Regions from separate parts of the Homo sapiens genome. Here all the other regions are linked to region 3. A link is a loop called in an ENCODE intact Hi-C map of the cell type or tissue named here. Cell type or tissue: Calu3. All regions are shown on one strand. Each heading gives the region's core, and the rest is flanking DNA. Links, peaks and the distances in the headings are about the cores only. Region 1 overlaps PHLPP1 (PH domain and leucine rich repeat protein phosphatase 1). Region 2 overlaps PHLPP1 (PH domain and leucine rich repeat protein phosphatase 1). Region 3 overlaps PHLPP1 (PH domain and leucine rich repeat protein phosphatase 1).

Region 1 (10,781 bases), core at 1,668-9,667, 130 kb before region 3:
ATTCTAAATGCAAACAAAGTGCCCTCCCGGACTTCTGTTCATCTATTTGTAGGGAAAGTGAAACAAAACAAAAACTCAAACTGAAGAATTTTATATCATATCCTTACCCTGAGAAGTGCTATCTTTATTTGGAACACAGGAAAATCCTCTATCTGTGATGTATGTATAAACACTTAGAAGAAGGGAGAATTGGTAATAAGATTTAAGTAACTCTGTCATAAAAAACAGCAATTTCTATTACTTGACTCCTTTCTGCCATTTTGTTCTTGATTTATTTCTTATGGTAATTCCAAAAAGGATTTACTGATACATTTGGAAGGAAAGGAAACATTCTCTGTTATTTATTTCTAGTGATTTATGCTTGTTCTTTTCTCCTGCTTTCCTGATTTTTCTTCAAAGGCATAAGGCATAAAAATGATCATAGCAGTGGAACTGATGAACAAGTATTCTTTGAGGATGGCTTGTTATTTGGTTAGTTGATTCTTTTTTTGCTGTTCTTGTTGGTCCTAATATTTTTGAGAAAACTCGTTTCTTTTGAGAGATAGATAAAACTGTACTCCCAAGGCAAACCATTTATAGGAAAATAAAAAAGACAGTAAGAATTTTGTGGTATATTGTGTGTACACTCCTTTCTGTAATTGGGCTATCTAAATGTTGTTTGCAATGTTGAAATTAGATCTTCAAGGATTAGCTTGACATCTTTTTTGAAAGACATAATTTTCTATTTATCTACATGGAACTTTGTCTCAGATAGTATGAGATTATATTCTTCAACTCTAAAGCTTTTAAATATAGTTTTGTTTTCCTTTTAAATTTGTTTGGGATTAGATGAGCTCAGGATTGTCTATAGGAGATAAAGAGAGTCAGAACTATTTGAGGAAATTCCAAGAAATGAGGACTTTGAGGTGAATGCATCAGGAATTAGTTTAAATCAGTATGTTATTCAAAATTTGTCAGCTTTTAGTTTAAAAATTTTTTATAAATAAAGTTGCCCTTATTGTCTTTCATAGCGAAATCTGGTTTAGTGTAAGATGAAGGTATTAATTGGATTTTTTTCAAGTCTTTTGGCATTATTATTTCAAGTCTTTTGGGATTATTTCAATCTTTGGGATTATTGCAATATGTGACCACAAGATAATTTTCTTCTTTGTTATACAAAAAAGAAACTCTCACATCTTCTTTGTTACATAGTTATTGAGAGAGTGATGGTGAATTCAGAGTTCTCAATAATAATCGGTCTTAGTTTTTCCAGCAAGTTATATTTTCTATTAATTGTAATTACTCTAAAATTCAAGGACATAAAATTAAGGTACTACTCTAAAATTTTAAGTAAATTTAAATTAATTAAAATACAATCGTATGTATTGAGTATTTGCTCTAAGGCTTATGATTTCTTGGGGAGAAGCATAAAGAAGAAGGTATAATTCTTGTATTCACATAGCTTATAAACCTAAAATAGGACTAAGATGTTTTTACATTCATGTGTTGTTTAACAACAGGGACACATTCTGAGAAATGTGCCATTAGGCAATTTTGTTCTTGTGTGAACGTCATGGAGTGTATTACACAAACCTAGATGATACAGCTTACTCCACACCTCTCTATGCTGTATGGTATATAGCCTTTTGCTCCTAGGCTATAAACCTGTGCAGCGTGTTACTGTACTGAATATTGTAGGCAGTTGTAACACAATGGGAAGTATTAGTGTATCTAAACTTCTAAATATAGAAAAAAATAATAGTAAAAATACAGTATAAAGGATAAAAAATGGTACACCTCTCTAGGGTACTTACTGTGAGTGGAGTTTGCAGGCCGGGAATTGCTTTGGGTGGGTCAGTGAGTGAGTGGTGAGAGAATATGAAGGCCTAGGACATTACTGTACACTACTGTAGACTGTATAAACACTGGACACTTAGGCTACACTAAATTTATTTTTAAAATAATTGAATTAGGCAATAGGAATTTTTCACCTCCATTATAATCTTACGGGACCATCATCCTATGTGTGTGTGGTCTGTCTTGACCAAAAAGTTATGCGGTGCATGACTGTGTTTTTTAAAGATAGGGCAGAGGTGGAGCTTGGATTGGGTCTGGGGTGTGTGAGAGAGAGAAGTTGAGGAAGAGGCTTTGGGTTTTGATCCAAGACACTCAATGAATGGAATCATCTTTTCTGAAGATGAGTTAATCTTAGATAAGTAGGAGGAGCCATTAAAGTAGATCTGTGGAGTAGTGGACAGATGACCATAGGAAACTGGATTCAAGTGAAGAAGACTGGGCTGGAGATAGAAATTGGGAAGTTGACAGTATGATGTAATCAATCTGTAATTCAAGTGAAGAAGACTGGGCTGGAGATAGAAATTGGGAAGTTGACAGTATGATGTAATCAATCTGTACTTTACATGATTACATATATTGATAAAATTTATCACGCTAATTATATGCACATGGATACTTTTTAATAGTTCTCTTATGCTAAGTACTTGTCTAAAATAGTCACTTTTGTTTAGAATTCATCTCTCTGTTTTTTTTTGTTTTTTTTTTTTGAGACGGAGTTTCACTCTTGTCGCCCAGGCTGGGGTGCAATGGCACCATGTTGGCTCACTGCACCTCCGCCTCCTGGGTTCAAGCGATTCTCCTGCCTCAGCCTCCTGAGTAGCTGAGATTACAGGCATGCGCCACCAAGCCCGGCTAATTTTTTTATATTTTTAGTAGAGACGGGATTTCTCCATGTTGGTCAGGCTGGTCTCAAACTCCTTACCTCAGGTGATTCACCCACCTCGGCCTCCCAAAGTGCTGGGATTACAGGCGTGAGCCACCGTGCCTGGCCTGGAATTTGTATCTCATGTGATTCCCTAGTACACTGTACTTTTTCTATTATAGTTTCTACAAAATTATACTGCAGTTGCCTGGTTATTATTTTACTAGACTTTAAGTTTTTTGAGGGCTGGAATCTGTGTTGTTGCCTGCCTACTGCCAGGTATAGAGATGCTCATGTAGATCATATAAAACTCAATTTAATATGAGTTGAAATTTAATAGAGTACCAGAATATTAAATCTTTCTAAATGTGAATTTTTAAAAATATATGTTTTATTTGAAGGCTAGAAGCCACCGCCGTTCCATTTTTAAACAAAACTGTCGTTTCAAACAAAAAAATAACTGAATGTTCTATTCTTTCCACTTTCTTTTCCCCTGAGGAGATTACCTGTGGGGAAGACAAGGCCTAAGTGGTATCACAATGGAAATTAAGTCAGAACCTTGTAATTATTATTTTAGGGCTCCAAATCATTAATTTGAGAAAACCTCAAAAGTAATTCTGCTGTGAATATCTCATCCCATCCAAAGTTGAGTATTTCTGCAGATATACACAATATAAGTATCAAAAAGGTAACAGGCCAGGTGCGGTGGCTTATGCCTGTAATCCCAGCACTTTGGGAGGCCGAGGTAGGTGGATCACAAGGTCAAGAGATGGAGACCATCCTGGCCAACATGGTGAAACCTCATCTCTACTAAAAATACGAAAAAAATTAGCTGGGCGTGGTGGTGGGAGCCTGTAGTCCCAGCAACTCCGGAGCCTGAGGAGGGAGAATCACTTGAACCTGGGAGGCGGAGCTTGCGGTGAGCTGAGATTGCGCCACTGCACTCCAGCCTGGCGACAGAGCAAGACTCCATCTCAAAAAAAAAAAAGTCATTGGCATTTCTCAGTATGTCTTACAACTCAATGAATGTTGGGGCACTATTTTTTTAAAAACATTCTGTTTTTACCCTAGATGCTGGTTAAATGAATGTTTGCCAAATAATTATGTTCTCTTCAGTGTTTTACAATGAATATGCGGATCTTTTGTACATGTATTAACATTTTAGTTCACTTTCCAGTTGGTTTATTTAATTGGTGGATACTAGTTCTATTTGGTGTTGTGAGTAGGTTGCAAAAGTTTATAAGATTGTTGAATATGTAAGATTGTGATAGTCTGCAGGGTCCATCTTCGTGGTTTTTAAGTCTTTTCTGAGTGCTAAGAGAGCTTCTCTAGTTAAATAAACAGCAAGACTTGTTTAACTTAGAGCTGAAGTGGTAACACTGGTACAGTCTACTCATACACTGATGATTGGACCTTAGTCAAGAAATTGCCCTACTACAGACAAAAATCACTGTGTCCTTTGTGTATCTATAGTAGTTTGAATTTCCAGATACAGTGCATAGAGGCATGATACTTTGGTCTTCTGGGGCATTTGACTTTAATATTTAAAAGTCAAAATGCCATATTTCCCTAGCAATCTATTTGGAGCTTTGCTGGTAAGAAGTGCTTGATCTCAGGTAAGATTTAGTGATTAAGTAATTTTTTTTTGTGGTAATCTTAATACAGTATTCCTCTTTTATCTTGGGAGAATTTGTTCCAAGACTCCCAGTGGATGCCTGAAACTGGGGATAGTACTGAACCCTCAATATACTGTACTTAGGGTTTTTTCCTATATAAACATACCTGTGATAAAGTTTAATTTATAAATTAGGCACAGTAAGAGATTAACAACAATAACTAAGAATAAAATAGAATAATTATAACAGTATACCATAATAAAAGTTATATGTACGTGGTTTCTTTCTCTCTGAAAATATCTTACTATACCATTCATATGTTCTGACTCAGGTTGGCTGTGGGTAACTGAAATCACAGAAAGCGAAATCATGGATAAGGGGGACTACTGTACTCTCACTGCATTATATTGAAAATACGTTAAAGCAATACTGAACAAAGGTAGTACTATAAATAGTTATTTAATTAAAAATAAAAACGTTGTAAAACCAAAGAAAATTAGACTTATTTAGATCGGAGGTCAGTAGTGTAGGAGTTTATTGTCCCCCAATTCTGTCCAGCTAAAACCTCAGAATGTGACCTTAGGGTCTTTACAGACATAATTAGTTAAGATGAGATCATACTGGATTATAATGGACCCTAAATCTAATTACTGGTCCTTATAAGAAACAAAGAGGACACATGGAGATATAGAGAAAAAGGTGATGTGAAGACAGAGGCAAGGATTGGAAAAACCTATTGGTGTTTTGCTGGGTTTGAGAATGTCCGGAAAAGTTGCTCATTCCTGTGGGAAAAATAATTCAGTAGTAGAAACATGCTTATTTTTGCTCATTTTGATTGATAGCTGGTTTAGAGCTGCTGGCTAGAAAGAAATGGTAACATTAAATAGGGATCTGGAGTCAGAAAATTCATGCTATTTGACCTAGCAGTTTATAGAATAAAAGATCAGAAACAATCTTGAACAATAAAGAAACTGGTAAACAAATGATAACTTATGGAATATTTTGCAGTCCTTTAGATATAAAATGACAACTTAGAAAGGTGTGTATGATACAAAGGTGTGTGAAGGGGTTAAAGCAGGATGTAAAGTTGTGTATATGTAATGATTACAACTATGTAAAAAGGTATGCAAATTTTTAAAATGGACGAAAATTCACCAATCCGTTTACTATGAAGATAGTAGGATTATGGTTATGTTGTTGTGTCTTTTTTTTTTTTTTAACTTCCTTTTCTTTTAAACTTTTGTTAATGGGGCTGTATTTATAGTAATTAGAAAACATTTAAGTGAGAACTCTATGGATTTTGTGTGTGGTTCTAAGAAGTTTTAAAACAAAGCTTCTAAAATTTCCAAAAGGTAAATCTTAGTAATAGGCTAATTATAGGAGGTTTTATAATTTTTTAAAGAGATTCCTAATAAGTTGAGAGAAGCCATCTATTTGGAATGGGTTTAAGGTATTTTTCTGATGTCATGTCTATACAAGATAGCTTCTTAAGGTCAGTTTTTGAACTTTTGAATCCAGACTCAACATATTTAATGTGATCAGCTTTGTAGGGAAAAGGGCAGTGAGTTGATTATTATCTAATGCAGTAGAGAGGAGTGGAACATAAAGTTTTTAGGAAATTGTTTTGCTCTTGGAATTTTTGTTTATAAAAGACTAATTTAAACAATAGCTGTGTATTACACAGTAGAAAGTAAACTCTATAACCCAACCTCCTAGTTAGAACCACTGGAAAAGAATTTTTAATTATATTGGGACTTATATGATTGTAGGGACGTGGCTCTTAATCATTGTCTGAAGTCATCTTGGCCGAAGTCTGTTTGCAGCAAAGAAAATGGAAATATAGTTCGTTTTTTCACCGTTTGAAGAGAGAGAAACAGTGGTGTAGATTATCCCAAAATCATTCATGCTTGGCTTTCGAATTTTTATTTTATTATGTACTTAGGAGTGTGTGTATGCTCAGAAGAAACACCACAGCACTCCTGATAAAAGCATGTCACAGTGAAAACTTGACTCAGTTGGAGCTGTGGAGCTGTCTAGCGTCATCATCCTGATTTCCACACACACAGCAGTGTGCATCACCTTTGACACAGTCATAGTTCTTATCTAAAGGAGGTAGCTACGTATGTTTGTTCCTTTAGAGGAGTTAAGAGTAAATAGGGGTATACTGGACCTTAGACATTCCAAGAGTTAACATTGAGTCATTCCTAAGGCCTCTAAATCCTCATGACAGAGTGTAATTGGTAATTTTTCTGAGGCTGAAATTTGAGTTAAGCCCACCCTGAGTGAGGCCTGCTGCCCAGCTTCATTGTTTCAGCGAAGTTCAGTTGTGTCTCCTTGCTCATGACATTGCACACTTTAACTTTTGTGCCTGTGACCTTTTTTTTTTTTCCTATGGAAAAGTACCACAAAAATAAATTCAGCTGGGAAGGCGGTGATTAAAATCCTGAAGTCTACAAAAGTGATGGTTTCTAGGTGGAATATAGAAGTTGTAGGTAACTTCAGAATGTTGAATGTGGTGGAAGCTAAACCTACGGAACTGAACAGGTCTACCATCTGTTACAATGGAAGTGACAGCAACAAGAAGTTAGTGAAAGTGTTTCAGTGATTATTCCAACCAATGAAAATATTGCTCATCAAATAAGAAAGAAAACTTGAGAATGCTGAAAGGACTCTTAAGGTATTGTGTGAAGTTATGCACAGGAAATGTGAGAAGTAACAGATGGTGAAGACATTGAACTGACAAGTGAAGGTTGATTTTGCAAATTTCAAATATGTTTTGCCAGATATGAAGTTAATAGTGGGAGGCTGCCCCAACTCACTATATATTGCTCCTGGAACTGAGCTGAAGAAGCTCATAAAAGGGAGGAAGGGCTATGGTTTGTATGAATTCAAAATTGTAATGAAACCCACATTTGAAGAAGATACCTTCTCATACATCCCAAACATACACATCCCAAAAAGAGATGTGAGCATCAGGCATTCGGGACTACTGAAGAATAATTGTGATCTGTCCATGGAATCGTGTAATGGAGGGAACTTTAAAGATGCCTGAGAACTGAATCTAGTTCCTTTTGAGGAAGAGAGATGGAGGAAGGAAGGAAGAAAGAGGGGAGTGGAAAGTTTGGGCAGCACCTGATCTCTCATCCATTATGCCCCACGTTTGCCTCACTCTTCTCTCTGACCTGATTTGCTTGCTTCTTTGGTCTAGGTATAATCAACCAAATCCTGATGATCCACCAGGTCAAGTTGGTTAGTTATGTTAGTAACATAATACTGTAACTTGGTGGGTCTCAAGTTGTGGTCCCCACACCTGCAACATCTGCAAAATCTCACGCTCCTGCCCAGAACTATTGAATGAGAAACTCTTGAGTGGCAGAGCCCCTCAATCTCTGTTTTAGCAAGACTTCTAGGTGGTTTTGGCACATGCTCAGGTTTGAAGCCTTTCGTTCTAACTTGTCTTCATTCAGCCTTTCCCTTTCAGCATTTTAATGTATTATTTCCTGCACCACTACACAAACATACAATCAGTGATCATGTTTATGATTTTGATGTTGTATTATTTTAAAAGTTCATGGCTCATTTTACTATAGTTTATGTGAGAATTTTCTTTGGTGGATTTTTTTTTTCCTTTTTAATTACTTTAGCCCTATGTTTGCAGAATCTTTAGAGATATAAAGGGGTACTATTTTTCAGGTACCAGTTAATCAGTATTATAAAGAAAACTGTAATCTGTAGGCATATTCAGGAATTTAGAGATTATCAAAAGGTTCAGGGCATGACATTTGTCCAGGATAAGTGTCTATGGTAATTTGGGAGATATAAATAAACCTAATCAAATTGAATAGCTGTCAGTAAGAAGCAAGATTTACTGGGCAGTTGACTTCATATATTTTGATCTGATGCATAAATTAACCCTCCCAAATCTATTTAGCAGCTGGTTGTCATTTCCATTAGCTAAAAAGCAGTTAGTCTTAAATCTGTTTCAAAGCTCCTGCCAGCACTCCTTGCTGAGCTTCTTTTAGCTTCTTAGCTCTGAGACAGAATTCCCAGATGCAGTTTAGTGCTCCCCTAGACCTCTTACGGAGTCATTTCAATCCTTCTCCTAGCTCTTGAAATGACCCTAGGCAAGTAATTTAATTCATTCTTTCTGTCACTGGTCATAGTGAAGAAGGATTTAAGGATTTATATGCAATAAGAAACATGCTTTAGAGTTTTATCAGTCTAAGCTCTGAAGATAAAGAGGGTGAGGTGAGAGTTGAGTGTTTTCACTCATTCGACCATTTTCAGCTCCAGGGACATGGTAAATTCTTCCAGTAGCTTTATATAGTGATCATACTTTTCTTAGATTTTGGTGCATTATTTATCATGAGTACTTTCACTCTCTTACATTTTGGAAATTCTTGTGATTGCTTAATGTGTTGTTCTTATTCTTGTTTTTGACCATTTCTAGTTGTAGTAGATTTATACAAAGTCCTATAAATTTTGTAGGCTCTTTTAGGGAAGTGTAGGTTATTAAAGTTTTACTGTGTTCAGTAAATAGAATTATGTGAAACCAACACAGTAAAGTTGTGAGGTTTTGCCCCAAAACTTAGTAGTTTAAAACACCAAACATTTATTTCTGAGTTAGGAATTCAGGAATGGCTTAGCTTAGTGGTTTAAACACCAGACATTTATCTCTGAGTCAGGAATGCAGGAGTTTCAGGAGTGGCTTAGCTGTGTAGTTCTGGATCAGGGTCCATCTTGAAGTTTGCAGTCTGGCCCTAGGGGCTGGAGTTCTCTGGATTTGACCGTGGCTGGAGGATGTTTCTTTTTTTTTTTTCCTCTTTTTTTTTTTTTTGACAGAGTCTTGCTCTGTTGCCCAGGCTGGAGTGCAGTGGCGCGATCTCTGCTCACTGCAAGCTCTGCCTCCCAGGTTCACGCCATTCTCCTGCCTCAGCCTCCGGAGTAGCTGGGACTACAGGCGCCCGCCACCACGCCCGGCTAATTTTTTGTATTTTTAGTAGAGCCGGGGTTTCACCGTGTTAGCCAGGATGGTCTCAATCTCCTGACCTAGTGATCGCCTGCCTCAGCCTCCCAAAAGTGCTGGGATTACAGGCTTGAGCCACCGCGCCCGGCCTTGAGGATGTTTCTAATATGGCCTGCTCACATGGCTGTTGTTAGGAGGCCTTAGTTCCTTGCTGGCTGTTGGCAGGAAGTTTCAGTTCCTCACCTTGTTGGCCTTTTCAAAGGATTGTATGAGTATCCTCACGACAGGGCAGCTGGCTTCCCCAGAGGGAGTGATCCTAGAGAGAGAGGAAGGAGGAAGCTATATGCTTTTATGACCTAGTTTCAGAATTCACAAGCTGCTGCTGTCACTTCTTCTACATTTTGTTTGTTAGAAGCCAGTCACTAAGTGCAGTACAGACACAAAGAAAGTGGAATTAGGTGCTCTCTTTTGAAGGAAAGAATTTAAAATAATTTGTGGGCATATATTTAAACTTGTTCTGTTCTTAAACTTTAAATTTGTGCTACCCTTTTCCTGATATTTGAATGAATACATATTGTATTTATTTACAGTGTCAGAATTATGACATACCTGTAGTCTAAAACAGACATTTTTCTGTTAATACTCTATGGTAACCATCTTTTCAGGTTGGCAGTTACATATCAATAGTATTGTTTCAAGTGATTTCTTATAATTGCATTATAGATGCATTCTACTTTAACCAGTTTCCTTTTGTTGAATGTTGAGGAGGGTTTTTAATGTTTCTTCACTATAAATAATATTACATTGGGTATTCTTTACATACATTTTTGTGAATTTAAGTTTTTTTCTTAGATTAAATGTCTGGAAGTTGAAAAGAGTACAAAAATTAAGGCTCTTGAAACCTATTTTCAAATTGCCCCTCAGAAAGGTTGTATTAATGTACACTCATATCAGCAATGTATAACAAGTTTGTTTCTGGCTGGGTGCAGTGGCTCACGCCTGTAATCCTAGCACTTTGGGAGGCCGAGGTGGGCGGATCATGAGGTCAGGAGTTCAAGACCAGCCCAAGTAACACTGTGAAACCCTGTCTCTACTAAAAATACAAAAAAATTTAGCTGGGCATGGTGGCACGTGCCTGTAATCCCAGCTACTCAGGAGGCTAAGGCAGGAGAATCACTTGAACCTGGGAGGCGGAGGTTGCAGTGAGCTGAGATCGTGCCATTGCACTCCAGCCTGGGTGATAGAACAATACTCCGTCTCAAAAAAATAAAAATAAATAATAAAAAAAAAGAAGTTTGTTTATTTTTCTAAAACTTTATGCAGTGGTGGGTATTATTAGTCTTTTGAAATCTTTGCCAATTAGAGAAGTGGTAAATGGTTGTAGTTTGTTTTAGTTTTTACTATTATCAGTGGCAATTTGGGGGATATATTTTTTGTCTACTTGTACTTATTATATGAACTTGCCTGTTTATATATCTTTATTTTTTTCCATTAGGTTACT
Region 2 (10,781 bases), core at 1,896-9,895, 60 kb before region 3:
TCCCAAAGTGCTGGGATTACAGGTGTGAGCCACTGTGCCCGGCCTGTAGCAACTTTTAGAAGGAAGTGAGACTGGTAATTTATCATTGTATTTCTCTTTGGTTGAAAGTATGATAAAAGACAATATGCACAGTGAGATGATTCAGAAAACCTTACGTAGAAAAATGTAAGAGAGGATTTGAAGTTGGAAAAGGAGATACTAGTTTTAAAATGGACCGTATGAAACTGGACTTCTAAAAAAAAATCTATGGTTTATTTTACCATTCTCTAAACTCACTTCACATTCTCTTGCCACTCATCTTGCAAGAATGTGCCCCAACTTTTACCTTTGACCACCTGCCGAACCCAGGCTCAACCTAGCGACTCCTACCCCACCCTTCAAAGTGTATTTGTAATGGCATTTTTTCCTTGAAGCTTTTAGTTACTTCTCAATTCCATGTGACCTTTTGCTCTTCTGAATTGTTCACTTTTTAAATATTTTTTGTACTTATCAATCCTTTTATAGTAAGCATCTAAAAATTTCTAAAATTGCCATCTACTGTAAAGTCCTTAATAAATACTCACTGAACTGAATTGTTGGTTTTCCCACCACCAAGGATAATCAAAATAATGTGATCATAAAACTTTAGGAAGAGAACATTTAGAAATGCTTTGAGCAGCGGAACCATTTCTTGTATTTAGTATTCAAGGTGACTATTTTAAGGGGACATCAGTCACTTAGAATGATTATTGATCAACCACATTGCATTATGTGGCACCTACATATCAGTTTCAAGGAACTCAGGCTTGTGTGATTGTGTCTTAGAGGCTGTGGTATAAATTGAGTAAGTTTTCACCTGAAATAAGTAAAGATGACTTGGGTCAAGAGGGGAGTGAATTCAACACTTGGAGGAAAGACTTGATTTGAGCTCTGATTAGATGTGAAATTTGGTTTAGCTGAAAATGGAGAGATGGAGGGGCAGGTCCTCTCATGCGAGAAAGAGGGAAAGAGTGAATGGAGTTGGGCGTGCAAGGATGTGGGCATAATAGAATGAAAGTATGAAGAAATGAGCGATGAGAAACTCCTAATTATGCATGGCATTTATCAAGTACCTCTCTTCTTAGAAAGCTCAAATTTCTACATTTTTGGTTCCCTTGGAGTAGAAAACAAATGACCTTATTTCCTATTCTGCTCTTCTGCTCTTTTGGGGATGTTGGCATTCCAGATGTAAAGTGATTAATGTTAATTACTTATCATTACCAAAAGCCCACATTTCCAGGTTTTATTGAAAGATTTTAGTTTTTGTTTTTATACATAATTCATGAAGACTTCTTTTAATGGAAATAGTGATAATTCATTAGCATAGTGAAATAAAGAGTGGCATGCTAAAACATTTTTGCAGTTCATTTGATCGATTTAAACAGCAGCGCTTAGAACAATTTCAGCTTCTTTGAAGACACTGCTGTATAAAAAACGTTAGAGGCAAGCCAGCTGCAGACTGCTGAAGAAAGAGTAAAGCCTATGTAAAAGAAAAACAGCACAAATGCTGCTCAGGGTTAGAGATAACCTTGGGAAGGAATTTCCACTACCAGGGTTCCATGAGGCTTGCCAAATGTTAAAGGAATTTCATGGAATGTATGGAATGTCTTTTTGTCAGTTAACTGTTCCCAGAACTGGAAGTTCCTTTCTTATACAGCTTTGCTTTTCAGATGGAATTGTGATCCTCTTGGGAAGCTTTCCATTTCACAAGATTCCCATTTTCCTTCCCAGAGAATTTGAGCAAAGCAGAGCCGGCAGGTGGTGCTTGGGGCTCCGTGATTATATAGCCTTTGGTTCTCTTCTTGCCTAATGCTGCCGACCTAATTTATGGCAATGATGGCCCATTTTCTTATTCCCTCATATAGTACATTTTGAAGACGGAGCTCAGAAACAAAATATCAGCCAGGCTATATTAAATTAGTTTGCCCTGTTGACTTTTTGGGATAGTTTAAGATGTTCTTTAACATTTATTCCCACTTAAATAGAAGGGAGAGAGGCTGGTATCTTCAAAAGCCTTGGCTTGATTCCAATTCAGTTATTGTATTCTGTCCACTTCCATTCTTTGAGCTCTGTGGAGCTCTTTGCCGTATTCTCTGAGCTTTAACTTAACTGCAAGAGTTTAATGCCAACACTGTATTTGTAGATATTTGCTATTCTGAGTGGTAATCAACTTTACTCTGCACAGCTCCTAGTGCATAGTAATAAGTATAGAGTAAAAGGACCAAACTGATGCTTATTTTGTTGATGGTGAAGTGTCATCATAACTTGGGACTTGGGAACATAATTAACATCTTTGCTGATGACTTCTGAAATAATTCTTTGGTTGCCGGTATGAGAATGCTGATGGAGACCAATACTCCTCTCCTCCCTCTCTCTGCTACTTCATGTCAAATAAACACATCTAATTCTGGAGCTCATTCAGACAACACACGCATGTCAGTTTTGAAAACTAAGGACCCATGAAAATGTCTGTTTTTATTTAGTGGCTGTAATTTTGATGTCACTCACCATGCTCTAAACTAATGGAGCTTTGAATGGGAGGAGTCACATTCCTCTTGTCATTTCTCTGGAGTGGTGAGGATGATGACACCAGAACTGGCAGGATATTTGACAGTGACCTCTGTAAAAGCAGGGCACACCCATTCCTCCCTGGTGATGTCTTTTGGACGTATAATTAATAAGAAAACCTTGGGGAAAGGCTGACTTTCTAAATAGCTGTTTTTTTCCCCTAATTTTAAACTTTGTCAGAATGCATATTTATACTCCTCATATTGTGTGTGTGTGTGTGTGTGTCTGGAAGTGCAACAAAGGGGAGATATTATCTGATACATGTGATAAATATGTGCATGTTCAGATGTACTATTTCATTCAATTCAAAGTTTTTCATAGGCAAATACCAGTGTCTTCTTGACATGCTCTGTGATTAGACTTTAAGCATTCTTTACAACCACAGGGCTTCTTTCTCCTTAATAATTTGGTCTACTTAATGTTTCCCAATTACCTTGTAGTTTTTGCTTTCCAAATCAGTGTTTCACAAAATGATTCATGAAATGCCTACATCAGAATCACCTGTAGTGTTTATTGGTGCTATGGTTTGAATGTGTCCTCCAAAGTTGATGTGTTGGAAACATAATCCCCCATGCAACAGTATTAAGAGGTGGGACTTTAAAGAGGTGATTAGGCCATGAGGGCTCTACCTTCATGAATGTATTAATGCCCATTATCAAAGGGCCTGAGGCTGTGAGTTTGCTCTCTTGCTCTTACTGCTCTTCTGCCATGGGATGACACAGCAAGAAGGCCCTCAACAGATGCCAGCATCTTGAAATTGGACTTCCCAACCTTCAGAACTGTGAGAAATCAATTTTTTCTTTATAAATTACCCAATGGTATTCTGGATATGTGTGTGTGTGTGTGTGTGTGTGTGTGTCAGAGTCTTACTCTGTCACCCAGGCTGGAGTGCAGTGGTGTGATCTCGGCTCACTGCAACCTCCGCCTCCTGGGTTCAAGCGATTCTCCCACCTCCGCCTCCTGAGTAGCTTGGATTACAGGCGTGTGCCACCACGCTGGGCTAATTGTTTGTATTTTTAGTAGACAGGGTTCACCGTGTTAGTCAGGATGGTCTCGATCTCCTGACCTCGTGATCTGCCCACCTTGGCCTCCCAAAGTACTGGGATTACAGGCGTGAGCCACTGTGCCCAGCTGGTATTCTGTTATAGCAACACAAAATAGACTAAGATAACTAGAAACACAGATGCCTGTTTTTCATCCCAGACCTGAATCAGAACTTACAGTGATGGGGCCCAAGAATCTGCATTATAACATTGCATGCTGAAGTTTGAGAAATAGCCATACCATACGATTCTTTTTAAATGGTCTGTCTTCCAGTCCCCCTCTGTCTATTGAACTCCTACTCATGTTCCTTAGGTAAAAGTTTTCACTTTTGTAAACACTCATGGTACTTCCTCCCCCCACCCCCCAATGCCGCCAGTAAGTTTTCAGTTTTCACCTTCTGCTTTATTTTATAAGAGCTTTGTTCTCAAATTGTTTCAAGTTCCTGGAGGGTGAAAACCATGTCTAAATCACATTTGTATACTTCCAGCACCTTTGTGCATAGTAAGAACTCAAGAAATGTTTAGTGAATAATGGTTCAACCCTAGCATCAGACTTTTATTATACCTAGGAAACTTTTGGGTGTTAGGGTTTTTTTTTTTTCCCCATTTAGCTGTGAGATATGCTTAGCCTATTTGTTATATGGTGTTTAGGCTACTGTCTAAGGACATTTTTATGACCTAATTATTCTCACTGACTTTTGCTTATGCGCACTTTCTCATTTGTTTGGTAATCCAATATCCTTGATATAGATGCTATTTGGTTTTCCTTTTTATATATCTTTATGTGACTTGAGTGGGATTTTATCCAAGTATACTTGTGAATCTTCTCTCCTTTGGTTTGAGAAGAGGAGCAGAAATAGTGATCCATTTTCTGCCTTTTTAAGGAATTTTTTTGTTTTGTTTTGTTATTGTAATATTTTTATTTGTCCTAGTGTGGCGGTTAATATTAAACATCTCTTGAATATCATTGGCAATTAATGGGCTAACTATGGGCAGATATGTTGGTGAGAAAATGAAAAAAAAATGTAGTCATGGATAAATTGAGTAAAGAAACCATCTCAAAACAGATATGTTTAAGTGTAATGTGATAACATATTTCTTGGTTTTTGATTCTTATATTGCTAATTTATTAAAGAATCAAAATGACAAATTTATGCAGCTTATGACTCATTGTTTTCCTGAATTTAGTTAGTTCAGGCTTACTATAGATCTAGCGGCTGCTGTTTTCACGTAATTACCATCTTATGATCTAGAGTGGTTCTCTATGTAATTTACTTACTGGACTCATGGAGCCTTCCACTGCGTACCTCCCTCTCCACCATAGGCAGGAGCTGTGCCTTATTTGTTATTGTATCCATAGGATTAACCCAGCCTAAGGTTTGGCACATAGTAACCAGTAAGTACCTCTTGTTTGAATTACTTTAATTATTATTTTTTTGTTTGTTTGTTTGAATTATTTTAAAAGAGGAATTAAGATGAGTTTTCTCTTTAGGGCTGGTTGTAGTAGTCCCATGTACTGTGGACACTGATGCGTGGGAATTGCTTGAGCCAAGAAGGTCAAGGCTGCAGTGAGCTATGATCACACCACTGCACTCTAGCCTGGGTGACAGTGATACCTCATCACTTTAAAAAATAAATAATAAAGGGTTTTTTTTAATTAAAGAATTTTTCTCTTTAGGGAATACTTTAATTTGCCTTTACAGCAAAATGTCCATGGAAATTATTGTCAACACTGAGAATTCTTTATTTCTTTGATTATTACTTTTGAAAAATTATGAGTTTTAGCTTTGGTAAATTTATTCTGATTTTCAACATCTGTAGCAGTTCTTAAAAAAATTATAAAATTCTTTCATGACTGTAAATTTTAATTTTTACCTAAGTAAAATATGCATGTGCTTATTTTTGTTTTCTAGTTATATGAAAAGGTGATATGTTTATTTTACTTGTACCAGGAGGCATTTATGGTGACTAGGATTCAGATAGGATGATTTGTTTATTTTGGCTCAAGTGTTGACAAGCTGGTTGCATGCCACATTAGCATCCGTGCACTGCTAAGCCTCCCAGATGATGGCAGGTGCTCACTGGGAACAAGGCTGGTGGACTCCTTGGCCCTTGGAACAGAAGGGCATACGTAAGTTCATGTGGATTCATTTTAGAAGTCATATAGGGACGACAGGAAAAGCACTGTACCAAGAAACTGAGAAGATGTGAGAGTTCAGTTACAGGCCAATGGAGTTTGGGGGTGTGGACAACAGTGTGAAAGCCAAAAGGAGTTGAGTCATGCCTTCTGAAGGGTGGGTGTTCCCAGCAATTCTGAAGCAGGCACAATGAGCCAAATGTTTCTCATGCCATTGCCACCACAGATGAGTCCGAAAGGAACATGGGGCAAAAGGTGTTCCTTCCTTTCCTCATCCAGGAAAGACAGCCTCTCTCATGCATTTTAGAAATTATTTGGCTTCCTTATGTAACTATTATGGCACATGCAGGTTGCCCTATATCATAGTTGGATTGGGACAAGAATATTAACACATGACTGTAGGACAAACTTACCAAGCCAAAGAAGCACCACACGAAAGGAATTGGAATTTGAGGAGTTCATGGAAAAGGAAGTTGCTTACTGGGGGTCTGTGTCTCTCATTCATTCACTTAACTATTTTTTTTTTTTTTTTGAGATGGTGTCTTGCTCTGTCACCCAGGCTGGAGTGCAGTGGCGTGATCTCAGCTCACTGCAAGCTCTGCCTCCCAGGTTCACGCCATTCTCCTGCCTCAGCCTCCCGAGTAGCTGGGACTACAGGCGCCCGCCACCGCGCCTGGATAATTTTTTTTTGTATTTTTAGTAGAGACGGGGTTTCACCATGGTCTCAATCTCCTGACCTCGTGATCTGCCTGCCTCGGCCTCCCAAAGTGCTGGGATTACAGGCATGAGCCACCGCGCCCGGCCATTCACTTAACTATAGTTTCTAAAGAGCAAGTATATTCAATACACATTTTTAAAAGTACTTTGATACACTTCCCAAGATTATTTCTTCTAAAGATAAAAAAGAAAAGTTACTCTGTCAAACTTTAATGGTCTCAAAACCACAAGGTGTGCTCTTAAGAACAACAACATGTGCTTGGTTTTATAAATTCTTTTAGAAAAAAGTAAAGAGAAACATGAAGTAAGTGTAACTCATTTTACCCAAGCTTTTCTATTTTATTGGAAAAGCATTAAGCTTTCTCTTTTTGTTCTCCCTTCCCCTAGTATATAAAATTTATTTAAATTGAATGGATAAGGTTGATTTTATCTATTTATGTATTTATTTATTTTTGAGAGAGCAAGACCACATCTTAAAAAAAAAAAAAAAAGAAAAAAAGAAAGGATGACTTATTTAATAAATGTTGGTAACATAGCTAGGTACCAGAAAGAAAATAGTTGGCCCTCCATCTAACATTTCTTGTAAAACATGTCAGGTGGAATTAGGATCCAAATGTAAAAAATAAAATATATATACATGTTAGAAGGAAACATTAAGAGAACATCTGTACCACTTTGGGTGGAGTGAGAGGACCTTCTCAAGCAAAATTAAAAACAGGGATCCCATAAAGGAAGAGATTGCCAAATATGAGCAAATAAAAATTAAAAATTAGTGTGTGGCAAAAGTCACCATGAACAGAGTGGGAAACACCAGACAGCAGGCTGGGAGGGCGTGTTTGTAGCATTTGACAGTACACGGCAGGTGGTATTCAGGGAATGCCTGCAAACTAAGTGGCAGGTGAATAGTCCATTAGAAAAGTGGGCAAAGGATATGAATGTGTATCTCAAAGAAGATTTGCAATTACCATTTTCTTCTTTGCAAAAAGCAGCTCAACTTTACTGCAAAATAAAAATTGAAATGACCTATGTAATTTTTGCCCATTAGATTGGCAACAGTTGAAAAGATGCTAACATTAAATGCTAGCATGGGGAAAGGGACCCTCTCTTACATGACTGAATGGGAGTATGAATTTCTGTAACTTTTTTTTGTAGTTTTGTAGTACATATTTAAACTGTACATACTCTTGGGGCCATCAGTTATACTTTTAGAAGTATAGATTCACAGTCCCTTATTAAAACTCTTGAGGACAATTGTGTTTTCAGATTAAATGGAGATAACATGGTGCATATACTGTACATTATGTAACACCTCCAGCAGGGTTTAAGAGAGCACCCCATAAGTAGACACATTCATATTTCTAGAGAGATCAAATGAATATTCACATCAGTTCAGATCAGCTTTTGCCATCACATGAGTCAATTAAAAATCTTTGAATTTTCAGAGTCTCTTGGATTTCAGAATTAAGGATAAGGCCTATTAGGCACCAATAAGTACTGTAAAGTAAAATCATTAATACACAACCAGATACATCAGTGGATGTTTCTTGCAGAATTGTAACAGCAGAAAAACTGAGAGTACTCCTAATGTCAATCAGCGGAGGAATGGAATACATTATGGTTCATTTGTACTCTGTGTATTATGCAGCTGTCAAAAAGATTGAGTTAGGTTTTTATGTACTGACTCAATAAGATGATTTGTTTGTATTGGGTGAGTAAACAATTTGCAGAAAAAATATATGTGGTATAATCTGATTCAAAAAAATGTGGAGGGGGCTATCTCCTATTTATGCAGCTGTAAGGAGGAAAAGCTTTGGAAGGATATAAACCAAACTATTGACACTGCTTATCTCAGGAGGGTAGGATTTGAAATGAAGTGGGAGAGACTGTTAACTTTTTATGTGCTTCTATAGTTGGACTCACTTTGTTAAAATGAGCATTATTGTTTTGGTAATCAAATAAAATCTTTCTCTTAAAAGAAAATACAGTGAGTCTTACAGAGCACTGACAGCCTGGCAACTCCCCACTAAGGCAGAGCCACTCAAAGCCATTAGGGATCCTGCTTTTCATAATTGATGCAAAGTAGGGGGCAGGCCCAGAGCGACGCTTACAAGTCCAGCCGTTGAGCAGCTCCTTCATTACTTAATACTGAAGCCTAATAATTTCCAAAGTGGGCTAGCATGTGCCCCACAGAGGAAAAAACAAGTTAAACACGGGCTGTTACTGTGAAACGGAAATTTATTTACCTAGGGAGTCTTTTTAATTGACCCATTTGTGGTGAATAATACTGATTTCTCTCTATTAGAATCATTGACTAAAACAGTATGGTTTTCTCTTCCTGGGTGTTACTTGTGACACCCATTTTGAGCACATTTAGAATAGGTTTAAAAGTACAACTACTTCCATCATACTGTTATTTTAGTCAAGTTTTCAAGTGTATATGTCCCTAGTTCCTGGAAGAAAAATTACTCAAGACTTAGATATATCTAAAGCTAATTAATATTATGTCTCCAAATAGTCATCATGCTGTTTATTTGGTTTTATTTCCTAAATATGTACAAGCATATATAGCCATTCCCTGTAACTCACATGCAAAAATAGCTTTGTACCTACATTTTTGAGTATAGATTGAATAAGTGTTAAGAAAATGAAAAAGATTAAGCACATCTTATGACAAAACAAGCCCAGAAGGAGGAAGTATGTGAGGATTGGTAACATTTGTGTATATTTGTTTCTTTCTTTCAACTTTGACACTGTAAAACATTGGCTTTTTTGTTTTCTTTCCTGCCCTTGGATAAAAATGGCTCCACTTCATTTTCTAATGAGCATTGACTCCCAACTAGTTTTTTAGAGGCCAGACTCAAATAAGCTTGTTGAACCGTGGTTTACTTGTTTTAAAAACCTTTATATTGGCCGGGCGTGGTGGCTTATGCCTGTAATCCCAGCACTTTGGGAGGCTGAGGTGGGTGGATCACAAGGTCAGAAGTTCGAGACCAGCCTGGCCAATATGGTGAAACCCTGTCTCTACTAAAAATACAAAAATTAGCTGGGTGTGGGGGCATGCACCAGTAGTCCCAGCTACTCGGGAGGCTGAGGCAGAAGAATCGCTTGAACCTGGGAGGCGGAGGTTGCTGTGAGCTGAGATAGCACCACTGGACTCCAGCATGGGTGACAGAGTGAGACTCCGTCTCAAAAACAAAACAAAACAAAACAAAAAAACTTTATATTTACCTAATAAAGGTAGGGAAGTTGGATGCATGAATTTAGTGCATTTAAACTTTTCTGATTAAGAAACTAAACACTCTTTCCTTTTATAAATAATTTGCTTAAGTAGCTTGGAATATTACACCTCAAAATTTAGTAACTGGGGAAAAATTCCATTTAAAGCCAAGTGTAGACAGTGATACATTTACATGGTCTACTGTTGTCTAGATTACAGGGGAAACTAAGAAAATACAGGGATGGAACTGATTGCTCTATTCTCTCAATAGCAGTTTGAAGTTGTGTGCTGTTCTGTCTCTGCCATTTATTAGTCATGGCTGTGAAGCTGGAGAAAGGAAGGAAAAGGTAGGAACACTAGTAGATCACACCCCTAGATAGTTTAGCACATTTTGTGTATAAACGTACGGTGTCATTATTACCGTACTTTCATTTTATAATGTAAATATAGTAGGAGGTGCAAATTAAAGCAGTGTTAGTAATTTAATAGTGATAGTATCAGCTTGATTCTACCATCTCTTCCCTGTCCCCACTTTGACCTTCTGCCACTTGAGGGCCCCACCCTTGGCAAACAGTCATGCACATTGTTTGTTTGTTTGTTTAATTTATTTATTTTAGAGACAGGTTCTTGCTCTGTGGCCCAGGCTGGAGCACAGTGGCACGATCACAGCTCATTATTGCCTCAAGCTCCTGGGCTCAAGTGATCCAACCGAGTAGCTAGGACTACAGGTGCACACCACCACACCCAACTAATTTAAATTTTTTTTAGTAGAGATGGGATCTTGCTATGTTGCCCACTCTGGTCTTGAGCTCCTGGCCTCAAGTGGTCCTCCTGCCTCAGCTTCCCAAAGTGCTGGGGTTACAGGTGTGAGTCATGGCACCAGCCTTTGCACTTTGTTATAGGGCACTTAGGATACCTAGTTTGAAGGAGACTTCAGGTTTGTTTGCAAACATACTACAAGTACAGTTTTCTGTCTCTGTAGATTATCAAGTATATTTAGTTGATTGTGCTTTTCTGTGACACTTGGTATCAGTAACTAAAAGCGTGCCTTTGGAGTAAGTCAGACCTGAGTGATGCTCAT
Region 3 (10,781 bases), core at 1,877-9,876:
TCACAAAAAAATAAAATTAAATAAAAAGACTTTGCTTTTTAAGTATCATTCTTCAACAAAAGGAATCAGGTGTCCTTGGAAACAGGATTGAGTGTAGGGCTAGAGCAGGCTGAATACAAGATGAGCCCAAAAGTAAAGAAATGCTCACAAAATGACGGGAGCATGTCAAAGGATGCGTGAGTCAACTTGAAGGAGCTCCCAGTGGCCACATTTGGGACAACGTGAGCAAAAAGTACACAATGATAGTAATAAATTCTATCCAGCAGAATAAAATAAACATCAATATGACCATACTGAAATAAAGCAAGTAATTAGGTAAATAAATTGGGAGAGCTCTTGTAGGATAATTCCATTTAACAAACTGTAAGTAGAGGGAATCATGAAAATAGAAAAATCACTTGGCAAACAACACAGAAATGATTGTTACAAGCACAAATGCTAAATTAATGGGCAAAAGTATGAGAAACAGAAGAGTTTCATAGTCTCAAATGATCTCTCCACACGTTATTTAATTACAAAAGAAAAAATTATTACTTTGCAGTGGAGATGCTTGGCAGACACCACCTTAACCAAGTAATCAAAGTTAATATCTCCAATAATAAGACATTGGCCTCACATATATCCTGATGTGATGCCCTGAGAAGGGCACAACCTCTGCGATATTTTTGCCAAAAACGCATGACCTTACTCTAATGATGATGAAACATAAAACCTAAATTGAGAGACATTTTACAGAATGTTTGTCGAGTACACTTCAAAAACATCAAGGTCATCTAAGATAATAAGACTGATTGGAGAAGAAAGGAGGACTGATAATGAAATACAACGTGAAGTGTCAGCCTTGTGAAGATAGATGGAACTGTCAAAAGTACTTTGTTATAAAAACAAGCAATAATAAGAAACTTGGAATGTTTACACTTCTGGAATGCTTCGGAGACAGAAATCAGAGGGTTGCCTAAAAGTAAGAGTTTTGCTGGGGTTAGACAGTTGTGACTATGTAGAGTTTTAATGGTATATAAGTCCCAGTACAGATTTCCAGAAAAATCATTTTTACAATACCTGGTATGTCTACAAATAGATAAATCTGTTATGGTACCAAATCCTGTGCCCTGTTTCTAAGAGAATTTGGCTGTAAAATTTAAGGGTGTGCTGGAAATTACTAAAAAGCAAACAAAACAAAAAATATATAGATGAGTCAAATGGACAGAATATGCCAAGGAGAGCAGAGCAATTGCTCAAGAAGCAGGAAATGGATTTGTCTCACTGTTGTTGCGGGTGACTTTCCAAACACTTTAGGGCAGGAGCCATATCTGTGTGTCTTTTCTCTGAGACTTTTGAACTCTATGCTGAGAGAAGTTCTTGAGTACTGTGCTATTTACTAACTTGTTTTAAGAATTGAGTTTGAAATGCTGTGCACACGTGGTCTTCACATTACATGCAGGTGCCCTGCTTGACCCTCCAGCTCTTTTAGAAAAAAAGGACCTATGAAAATGTCCCCACAAAAAGGTTTTTATAATTATTTTTCAACATTTGAATTTTGGAGACACATGGTAGAAAACTGTGGACTTGAGACTGATGAAATCCGAGTTTTATTTCTGTCTCTGCCACTAGTTACTATTGAGCCATTGCCAAATAATGTTACTTTCTCAGCTTTGAGTTTTGTCTTTCGTGAAATATGAGAGGTTATATCTCTGGGGTGATGGAAAAATCAAATGAGATAGAAAATAGTGGCCAGGTGCAGTGGCTCACACCTGTAGTCCCAGCACTTTGGGAGGCCTAGGCAGGTGGGTCACTTGAAGTCAGGAGTTCGAGACCAGCCTGGCCAACATGGTGAAACCCTGTCTCTGCTAAAAATACAAAAATTACCTGGGCATGGTGGTGCATGCCTGTAATCCCAGCTACTCAGGAGGCTAAGGTGGGAGAATTGCTTGAACCTGGGAGGCGGAGGTTGCTGTGAGCCAAATGCCACTGCATTCCAGCCTGGGCAACAGAGCAAGACTCTGTCAAAAAAGAAAATAAAAAAGAAGAAGGAAGAAAGGTCTGTGGTGTCTGTGGAATCTACAAAGTACCTTACAAATGAAAAGAAAACAGTCATATGTTACTGCTTTTTCTCTAATTAGAAGAGGATTGCATAGTGAAAAATGTTATATGGATGAAGCATGAAACAGCTGTTGGCACATTAAACCATCTTTTTTATAGTATACTTATTACAAAATTCTGTAAGGAAGAAGCTTGAGGATAGTTATCACATCATACAGAGTTGAGACCTGACTCAGCCCTTTAAGAATTCAGCTTTTTTGCAAGGTTGAAAGCAGAGAGTGGGGTTCTGGAGCCTATTTATTTACTAAAATTGTTAACCATCCTGGAGAAACTTTGCAAAACTAAAGTATTTGTTCGTTCTGGTGGAAGGATGAAATGTAGACTATTAAACCAATTTAAATTGTCTCCTGCTGAAACATTGTGAGGTTTTAGGAAGAATGGCTTAAGTGAATGGGTATTGAATTTAATTTTCCTGATACTATGATAATAAAAAATATTTTTAGTCCAATTGTTTGCTCTTTGACTATTAACCAGCAAGGTGATTAAGTCAGACTTTATGCAGTTCAGATGATGTCCTTTGGAACCACTTCATGTGGTTTCAACTAACTAGTTTCATTTCTTGGAGGTGGATGATGCTGGCAGTTTCCCCCTTAATTTTGCATAAAAGGTATATAGTTCCTTAATTACAGACAACTTTCAAAAAGATGAGAGGATAAATCTTTGAGGAAATCACTTTCTTCCCTTTATTCAGATGCCATGAGGGGTTTTTTAAGTTGCTTGGCAGCTTTCTAGATGAGCATTCACTTGTCTGTTTTTAAAACATTCCCTCTTTTTCTGGCCTAAAAAATATGCAAACATGAATTCACTTTGTTTTATCGCATGTGTTTGTGTGTGTATAACTACATATTTCCTAGAGAATTCTATTTTTGTCTTTTTTCTTTCTTTCTTTCTTTCTTTTTTTTTTTTTGAGCCGGAGTTTCGCTCTTGTTGCCCAGGTTAGAGCACAATGGTGCAGTCTTGGCTCATTGCAACCTCTGCCTCCCGGGTTCAAGTGATTCTGCTGCCTCACCCTCTCGAGTAGCTGGGATTACAGGTGCCTGCCACCACACCCAGCTAATATTTGTATTTTTAGTAGAGGAGGGGGGTTTCACCATGTTGGCCAGGCTGGTCTCGAACTCCTGACCTCAGGTGATCCACCCGCCTCAGCCACCCAAAGTGCTGGGATTACAGGTGTGAGCCACTGCGCCCAGCTGAGAATTCTATTTTAATGAAATTATTTTATATAGTTTCCCAGCCAACACTAGTCCATGATATTTTAGGGCAATAAAATTTATTTCTTACATTGTAATTTATTCTAATGCTACACTAAAGAAATTCTTAACAGGAAATAAGGTGGTCTAAATGGGATCTAAAGAAACAGACTCATAAAAATACTCTAAACAGCGATGGTAAACAACTATGTTGCTGAAACTTGTTTCCTTCCTACTTCAAAACCATTTCAGAAACTGCAGGAGTGACCTTTATTTCCTTCTCTGTAGCACACACGACTATAATTTCCCGTGACTATTTATGGTCTGGATAGCCGTTCTCTAACTTCCTTTTTTTTTTTTTTAATGTCAACGGAATACGTGTTTCTTTAATGGAAAATGTTCTATTTTGGGGAAGCTGCTTTTCCTCAGATAAGTAATGGAGTTGGTGCTTGTGTGTTGAAGGGGTTGTACAAGATTGAAGAGTTTTAAATTAGTGGACTGAGAGCTTGAAGTGACAGTCCTGGTGAGGACTCCTAGTAGCCTTTTTTTTTCTCTCCAAGATTAAAAATAACTGCCTGGTATTCTGTATTCTTTTTAAGGATGATTTTATTCTTTTTTTTTTTAACAGATGGCAGAATAGTCCTGAATTGAATGGTGAAAGTTTCAAACCAAAGTGATTGAAATGAGGGAATAGTGTGGTTCATCAACAGGGTTGATCTGGGGGCCAGGGGGAGGCATGGGAGATTTCACCCTTCTAACTCTTGTAGGCAAGTGCTATGTACTGAGCACTGTCTCTTTCCCACCTGCTGCAGCTGCACAGTTGGACATTCGTCATGAATCAGGAGGGTCATCTCTGACTCTTGAGGGTGACACAGTCCGTCCCTTTGGAGTGATTTGGAACCTGATCACAGCAAGGATTTGTTGCCATTCCCCAGCTTTGCAATGTGCATTTAACTACATTTCACAATCACCGTGGAGGATTTTTTTTTTTTTGGGCAATTTTACTTATCTTAGTTATAAAACCATTCTTTATATTTTATCCACGTTTCTTTTTCTTTCTTTTCTTTTTTTTTTTTTTTTTTTTTTTTTTTTGAGATGGAATCTCGCTCTGTCGCCCAGGCTGGAGTACAGTGGTGCGATCTCCGCTCACTGCAAGCTCTGCCTCCTGGGTTCACGCCATTCTCCTGCCTCAGCCTCCCGAGTAGCTGGGACTGCAGGCGCCCGCCACCACACCCGGCTAATTTTTTGTATGTTTAGTAGAAACAGGGTTTCACCATGTTAGCCAGGATGGTCTCGATCTCCTGACCTTGTGATCCGCCTGCCTCGGCCTCCCAAAGTGCTGGGATTACAGGCGTGAGCCACCACGCCTGGCCTTTATCCTCTTTTCACTCTAGCATCTGAAAAGTGTGGCAGCAATATATTATCTTGTTTGTTTGTTTTAATGTAAAATTTATTTAAGTACAATATAAATACAGAAAAGAGGCCAGATCATAAGTGTAGCCCTTGATGCTTCGTCTCAAAGTGAGCACACTTGTGTAACCAGCACCTGGACTAAGAAACAGAACATTACAATATTTGAAACGTTACACGCCGTCTCCTGGATACTGCCTCCTTTCCCTCCCCACCTAAGAGTTACTGCCATCCTGACTTCTGTTACTACAGAGTAATTTTGCCTGACTTTGAACTTTATATAGTTATGGGATCATGCAGTGGGTCTCCTCTTGTATCTGGCTTCTTCTGGTCATTATGTGTTTGTGAGATTCATCCTGTTGATACATGTTGTTTTAGTTCTTTATTCTCATTGCTACATCATATTATGTTGTTTTAATAGAGAGCAAATTATCTCCTGCACTTGTGAAAGCCAGTAAAATGTGCTTTGGACTTTATACTGAAGAGGACTCAAGTCACTATGTGATTTAGTTGCATTGTGATCTAATACCTGTTTTATTACTATAAGAACCATTTATTTATTATTTATTTATTCACCTAATTTTTATAGAGGCAGGATCTTGCTTTGTTGCCCAGGCTGGTCTCAAACTCCTGGCATCCTCCTGCTTTAGCAAAAACTTTTGATTACAAAATAGGAAACTGTTTTTCTCTTCCTTAAGTCAGAATATTAACTTTACCATATCACTTTCTCTTCCACTCCCCGCCAACTATAAAAATAATTGCTTCCCCTTACCTTTGTGCTTCCATAAAAATTGGTTGTATCTCTGTGTTTAATACATATAGATAGCTATTGTGGTCATGATAGTTAGTGAATCACAGATACAAATACTTGCTAATTGAACTCCTTGAAGCCAGGGCTTGTCTTTTCAATTCATGTTTCTGATCCCAGCTTCTAATATGCCTGGTATCAAAGCTTTTAGGTTTCTTGAGGGTTTTTGTGACTTTTCAATGGCATTTTGTTGCGTTTTGTCATTGTAGCCTGAGATTCCTGAACGCCTCTGCGAACAAACTGGAAAGCCTTCCTCCAGCCACGCTTTCCGAAGAGACAAACAGTATCTTACAAGAGTTGTATTTGACAAATAACAGCCTCACAGACAAATGTGTGCCCTTGTTAACGGGACACCCCCATTTGAAGATCCTTCACATGGCCTATAACCGACTTCAGAGTTTTCCAGCAAGGTAAAGGACAGTTGTAAAGCTGCGTTCTGAATTGCATTTCTCAAAGTGTATTCATAGAAAGGTGAAGGCTGAAATATTTATTTCCCAGGTGATGTCAAGTTTGTTTGCTTGTTCCTGCTCCCTTCACAGTTTCCTTTATGTAAGCTATGATGACATTTCCCTAAAGAGAAGTAGATTGGTTTTCTTCATATGTGTCCAAAGACCTAATCACAAGAATGTTCTTAAGATTTTGAAATAAAATGTGTTGTTTAGCAGGTATGTTTTTTCTTTTACTTCTTTTTAACCAGTCAGATTAATTTTTTAAAAAACCATTATCCTAGAGCCAGGTGTGGCAGTGCGTGCCTGTAGTCCCAGCTACTCGGGAGGCTGACATGGGAGGGTCACTTGAGCTGAAGAATTCGAGACCAGCCTGGGCAACATAGTGAGACCCTATCTATTAAAAAATAAAGTAAATAATAAAGTTTCCAAAAACATTAACCTAATAGGGTATGTGGGAATTAGAATGTAAACCAGGAACCTGAAAATCCTTCATTATCTACCAAACTTTATATTCATATTCATGATGTACAGAGCAGTGGTAGACTCTACTACCATAGAAACTGTAACATTGCAAATTCTGGCTCTCAAAATAGTCCATTTTTAATTTGTTTTTACTTTAATTTCTAATTTTCGGTGAGCGGTGACATTATATCTAGCTTTGAGTGAATCTGCGTGCTGAGCCTGCCGTGAGGATTTACCGTGTTTCCATTTCATTGGCTTTTATCCATCTAACAAGTTAGGGCTTGAACACACACCCACGCATCAAAGAAACAAACACTAACCCTTCTGGTTTCTGCTTGGTAACTGCAACTCAGCATTGGGGCCAAATCAAAACACTATCATAGCTTCCCTCTGCTGCCTTCAGGGCTACCAGTCTGTTCGAGCCCTTGCTGAAGAAGGAAGGCCCGTGTATATGTTGACTTAAAGTATTGCTCTGTTTTTGGTGTAATGAAATATTTACTTTCCTCCTCATTTGATATTAATAATTAAACTATTTTATGCTTACTTCCATCTACTTTTACTTCACTATGGAATGGGGAAATGATATTTTTGGAAAAAACCATGATAATCACATAACAGCAACCTATCTGAAAGAGCTCATTGTCTTCTTTCAGATGATGAATGTCTAAACCCTGCAGAGGAAAGGATCATCAGCTCTAATTCTGAGGATATACCCCCAGTGACCCGTGCCAGGTGTAATCACCCACCCTAAGTGCAGAGAAACTTTTAACACACCTTGTAAAAAAATCCATCTAGGAATGAATTCTGTCTCCCTGTGGTTGTGATGTGGCTCAGTAGCTCCCCTGCAAACCAGAGCACCTTAAGAGCTGGGTCTGTGACCTTGCTGTATCCCTCAGCCTCATATCTCACACAAGGCCCACACTTAAATGGTTGCTGAATTAAAGAACGGGACCACCATCTAGTCATTTTGTCTTCACATCTTTTGCCACCTTCTTTTTATGTGGCGAGTTGGAAATTTCTTTAACTTTTTCTTTTGGGGGCCTGTTTTCTGTGCTTTTAATCATTTTTCATGCACCATTACCCATTAGTTTCAAGGCACACAAGGGCTGGCATCTGCTTCTGGTGAGTCTTCAGGAAGCTTACAATCATGGCAGAAGGTGAAGGGGAGCCATTGTGTCACATGGTGAGAGAGGGGGCAAAAGAGATGCCAGGGTCTTGCGTGAATGCACAGCGTGTGAATTCTCTGATTACCATGGGAAGGGCATCAAGCCATTCATGTGGTATCTGCCCCCATGACCAAAACACCTCCCACCGGGCCCCACCTCTGACACTGGGAATCACGTTTCAACATGAGATTTGGAGGGGACAAATAATCCAAACCGTATCACTATATTTTTTTCAAAATATGATGATAACATATTTAAATAATATTCTCAGAAATTCGGGCTATCATAGATGGATTACTTCATAGTCTGTGTACATATTGTTTGTAGTCTATTCTGATACCACACTGGATGTATATGATATTAAAAGGTCTGACTTCATAAGATAAAAACTTAGTTTTTACTGTATCTTAGGCATATATTTATTTTCAAGATAAACAAGATAATCTTTATATTTGAAAGATGACAAAAATAATACAGTGGTTTTTTTTTGTTAAATTCTTTAAAAGTGTATTGTGACAAATGAAACTATAACAGGTAGAAACAATACCAAAAAATGTAAACTATTATTCAGCTTATGAGTCTGGATCACACTAATGGGGAATCCTGTGCTTCTTGGAGTCTAACATCAGCAGGAGTGGAAAAAGGGTCAAAAAAGTGCCAGATACTATTACAGTGATTGCAGAGGTAGAGGCATTGTTTTTTCTTTCAAATTTATAAAGAATGCAAGAAACCCTGATTCTGGAATTTTTCTTTAGTTGGTTATTGTAATTATTGATGAAGATTATAGATGAGGAGGATTGAACAATAAAAGACATTCTTAAACAGAAGTATTAAATTAATTACATTAGAACATATTATTAAGATAAGGTTGGAGAGATTCCTTCTTGGTAGATGTTTAGCAACAATTGAGATAAATGTCTTTTGGCCCTGGTGTGAATTTGGGCTCTGCCAGAAGTCCAAGAGGTGATCCAAATGGGCTTTTAACACACCCCTTGCTCCTTACCACCACTTTGTATTCATCAGTGATGTCAGAGGAGTTGGGGGAGTGAGGGTTGAAGAAAAAGCTTATCTTAATATGAACTATAGACCTGTTCTCTACCTCCCCCTTGAGTTTTCAGTGCCACTACAAAGAAATCATACTCTCTGAGCTCTTTTAAGGCAGTTTTATTGTATTAGTGCTGGCTTTTGACCCATTTAAATAGTGTTTTCATTAGTGTTCAGACCAAGCTATACAGTAACATGATTATTGCCAGGGTAACTTAATTTCCACATAGACTTTTAGGAGGAAAAGGGCATCCATTTTCCTTCTTGTTGACAATTTGAAGAGTTGAATAGTTTTTGTTCTGTAGTGAGAAAGGAGGTGTTAAAATATTTCAGTACTCCAAAATGATAGTGAAAAAATGGTCTTGTTTGTAAAAATGACTGTTACAAATGAATCCTTAAAGTCATAGCAATTTAATTCATCCTTTGATTCTCGTCCTATATTATTTTCTTTTAAATTGCTTTATTTTCTCTTTTTTTAGTAAAATGGCGAAACTGGAGGAACTTGAAGAAATTGATCTCAGTGGGAATAAGCTGAAAGCCATCCCAACAACGATCATGAATTGCAGGCGCATGCACACCGTGATTGCTCACTCCAACTGCATCGAGGTCTTTCCCGAAGTTATGCAGCTCCCAGAGATCAAGGTATGTGGTTTCATTTCATAAACTCTAAGCTTCAGGTCGGCAAAGAAAGTTGACTTCCTAACTCATCAACTCAGGACGTTTGCATCTTTGTTGGATTTATTCAGAATGAAGGCCCCCATTAGCCCTTACTTCCTCCTTCCTAACCAATGGGCTACACCGTTGAGTCGGCAGAGTTAAAAAACAAAGCAAAACACTGGAGCAGGTTTTGGGAAAATTGGATTTCTAGGCTGAGTCCCTCACTTACTGTATGACATGAGGCTACCCACATAGCCACCCTATACTTCTTTATCTGTTAATAGTTGTTCCACTTATTTCCAGGGTGGTTATGAGGCTCAAAGGCTGACGCTGGTGTAATCGCAGTTTGAAAAGGTTAACAGTACCACTACACATCGCTCCCTACCAACTCACCCAGTTAAATAGCACACCCCACCATATTAGCCCACTAATGGTAATTCCCTATATAGACAGAGCATCATTGCTGTCACCAAACATTGATTTCAACGGAATGAAATTGGCAGAGCAGATATTATTGTCATTTGATAAGTAAGGACACTGAGGTGCTGAAAAGTGAAGCAATCTGTGTAAATTAAGACAGCAAATTGGTAGCAGAGGTAGTCTGCAAATCCTGACTGCTGACTTGAGGTAGATTCATGGGATGAAACCAGTTCACTAGAATGAAAGCCATGTAACAACCATGTGTTCCTATTTTGTTTCTTTTCTGGCAGGGAAATGGTACAGAAGTAAAAAGTTCTTTATATACAATGTAGTTTTTCATTTGTATCTTAGCATTTCTAGTAATCGATTTTATGCTTAATGAAAAATAATTTGGTGGTTACAGACTTGGAGCATATTCTAATCTCCTAACAGGGAACAAGAGCAGTCCAACTTAGCCATTCTTCACTTTCCAGGCACTTGCTGATATAAACCTTGTGTTTTAGATTAAGAAAGCAAATAGACATTTGAAGACATTTTAAATGGCTTGCATAACTTTTTTTTGTTTTGTTTTTGAGATGGAGTTTCACTCTTGTTGCCCAGGCTGGAGTGCAATGGTGCAATCTTGGCTCACTGCAACCTCTCTCTGTCTTCCGGGTTCAAGCGATTCGCTCGCCGCAGCCTCCCGACTAGCTGGGATTACAGGCGCCTGCCACCATGCCCAGCTAACTTTTGTATTTTTTTGTAGAGACAGGGTTTCACCATGTTGGCCAGGCTGGTCTTGAACTCCTGACCTCAAGGTGATCCACCCACCTCGGCCTCCCAAAGTGCTGGGATTACAAGCATGAGCCACCATGCCCGGCCGGCTTGCATAACTTTTTATCACAACAGTTTTTACACATTTATATGGTTGAGATGTGTACAAGCCATTTTGTTTGTGTGTGTGTGTGTGCGCACGCATGTGCACGTATGCTTTAAGCCACAAAATGTTTTACTTTGGGCTTTAAGAACACTGTCTCATACATCACAGTGGCATTTTAAGATGTTTGTTATAAATTTCCAGAATTTGGCTGGGCGC

What was found. A loop is a pair of places that touch in the nucleus more often than their neighbours do. Peaks named below come from ENCODE experiments on the same cell type or tissue, not always from the same donor. Only the 100,000 strongest peaks of a DNase experiment are listed, where the experiment ranks them.
Region 1: a loop joins it to region 3, with 2.0 times the contacts of the local background. A loop is called at or near these places in 6 of 110 quality-filtered maps.
Region 2: a loop joins it to region 3, with 2.2 times the contacts of the local background. A loop is called at or near these places in 9 of 110 quality-filtered maps.

Annotation. Positions count from the first base shown.
Region 1 is chr18:62,806,027-62,816,807 of GRCh38, forward strand. All of the region lies in intron 1 of PHLPP1 (PH domain and leucine rich repeat protein phosphatase 1), which reads left to right. Among named protein-coding and RNA genes, the nearest start is that of PHLPP1, 96 kb to the left of the region's middle. In Calu3, for the core only: no CTCF peak of the experiment used is centred there; DNase peaks (open chromatin) are centred at 6,365 and 9,535.
Region 2 is chr18:62,875,989-62,886,769 of GRCh38, forward strand. All of the region lies in intron 4 of PHLPP1 (PH domain and leucine rich repeat protein phosphatase 1), which reads left to right. Among named protein-coding and RNA genes, the nearest start is that of PHLPP1, 170 kb to the left of the region's middle. RefSeq lists enhancers at 1,634-2,134, 3,034-3,535, 3,536-4,035. In Calu3, for the core only: no CTCF peak of the experiment used is centred there; a DNase peak (open chromatin) is centred at 5,913.
Region 3 is chr18:62,936,001-62,946,781 of GRCh38, forward strand. It overlaps PHLPP1 (PH domain and leucine rich repeat protein phosphatase 1), which reads left to right. Exons shown (of 17, transcript NM_194449.4): 11 at 5,718-5,918; 12 at 9,109-9,271. Among named protein-coding and RNA genes, the nearest start is that of PHLPP1, 230 kb to the left of the region's middle. RefSeq lists an enhancer at 5,987-7,186. In Calu3, for the core only: no CTCF peak of the experiment used is centred there; a DNase peak (open chromatin) is centred at 6,801.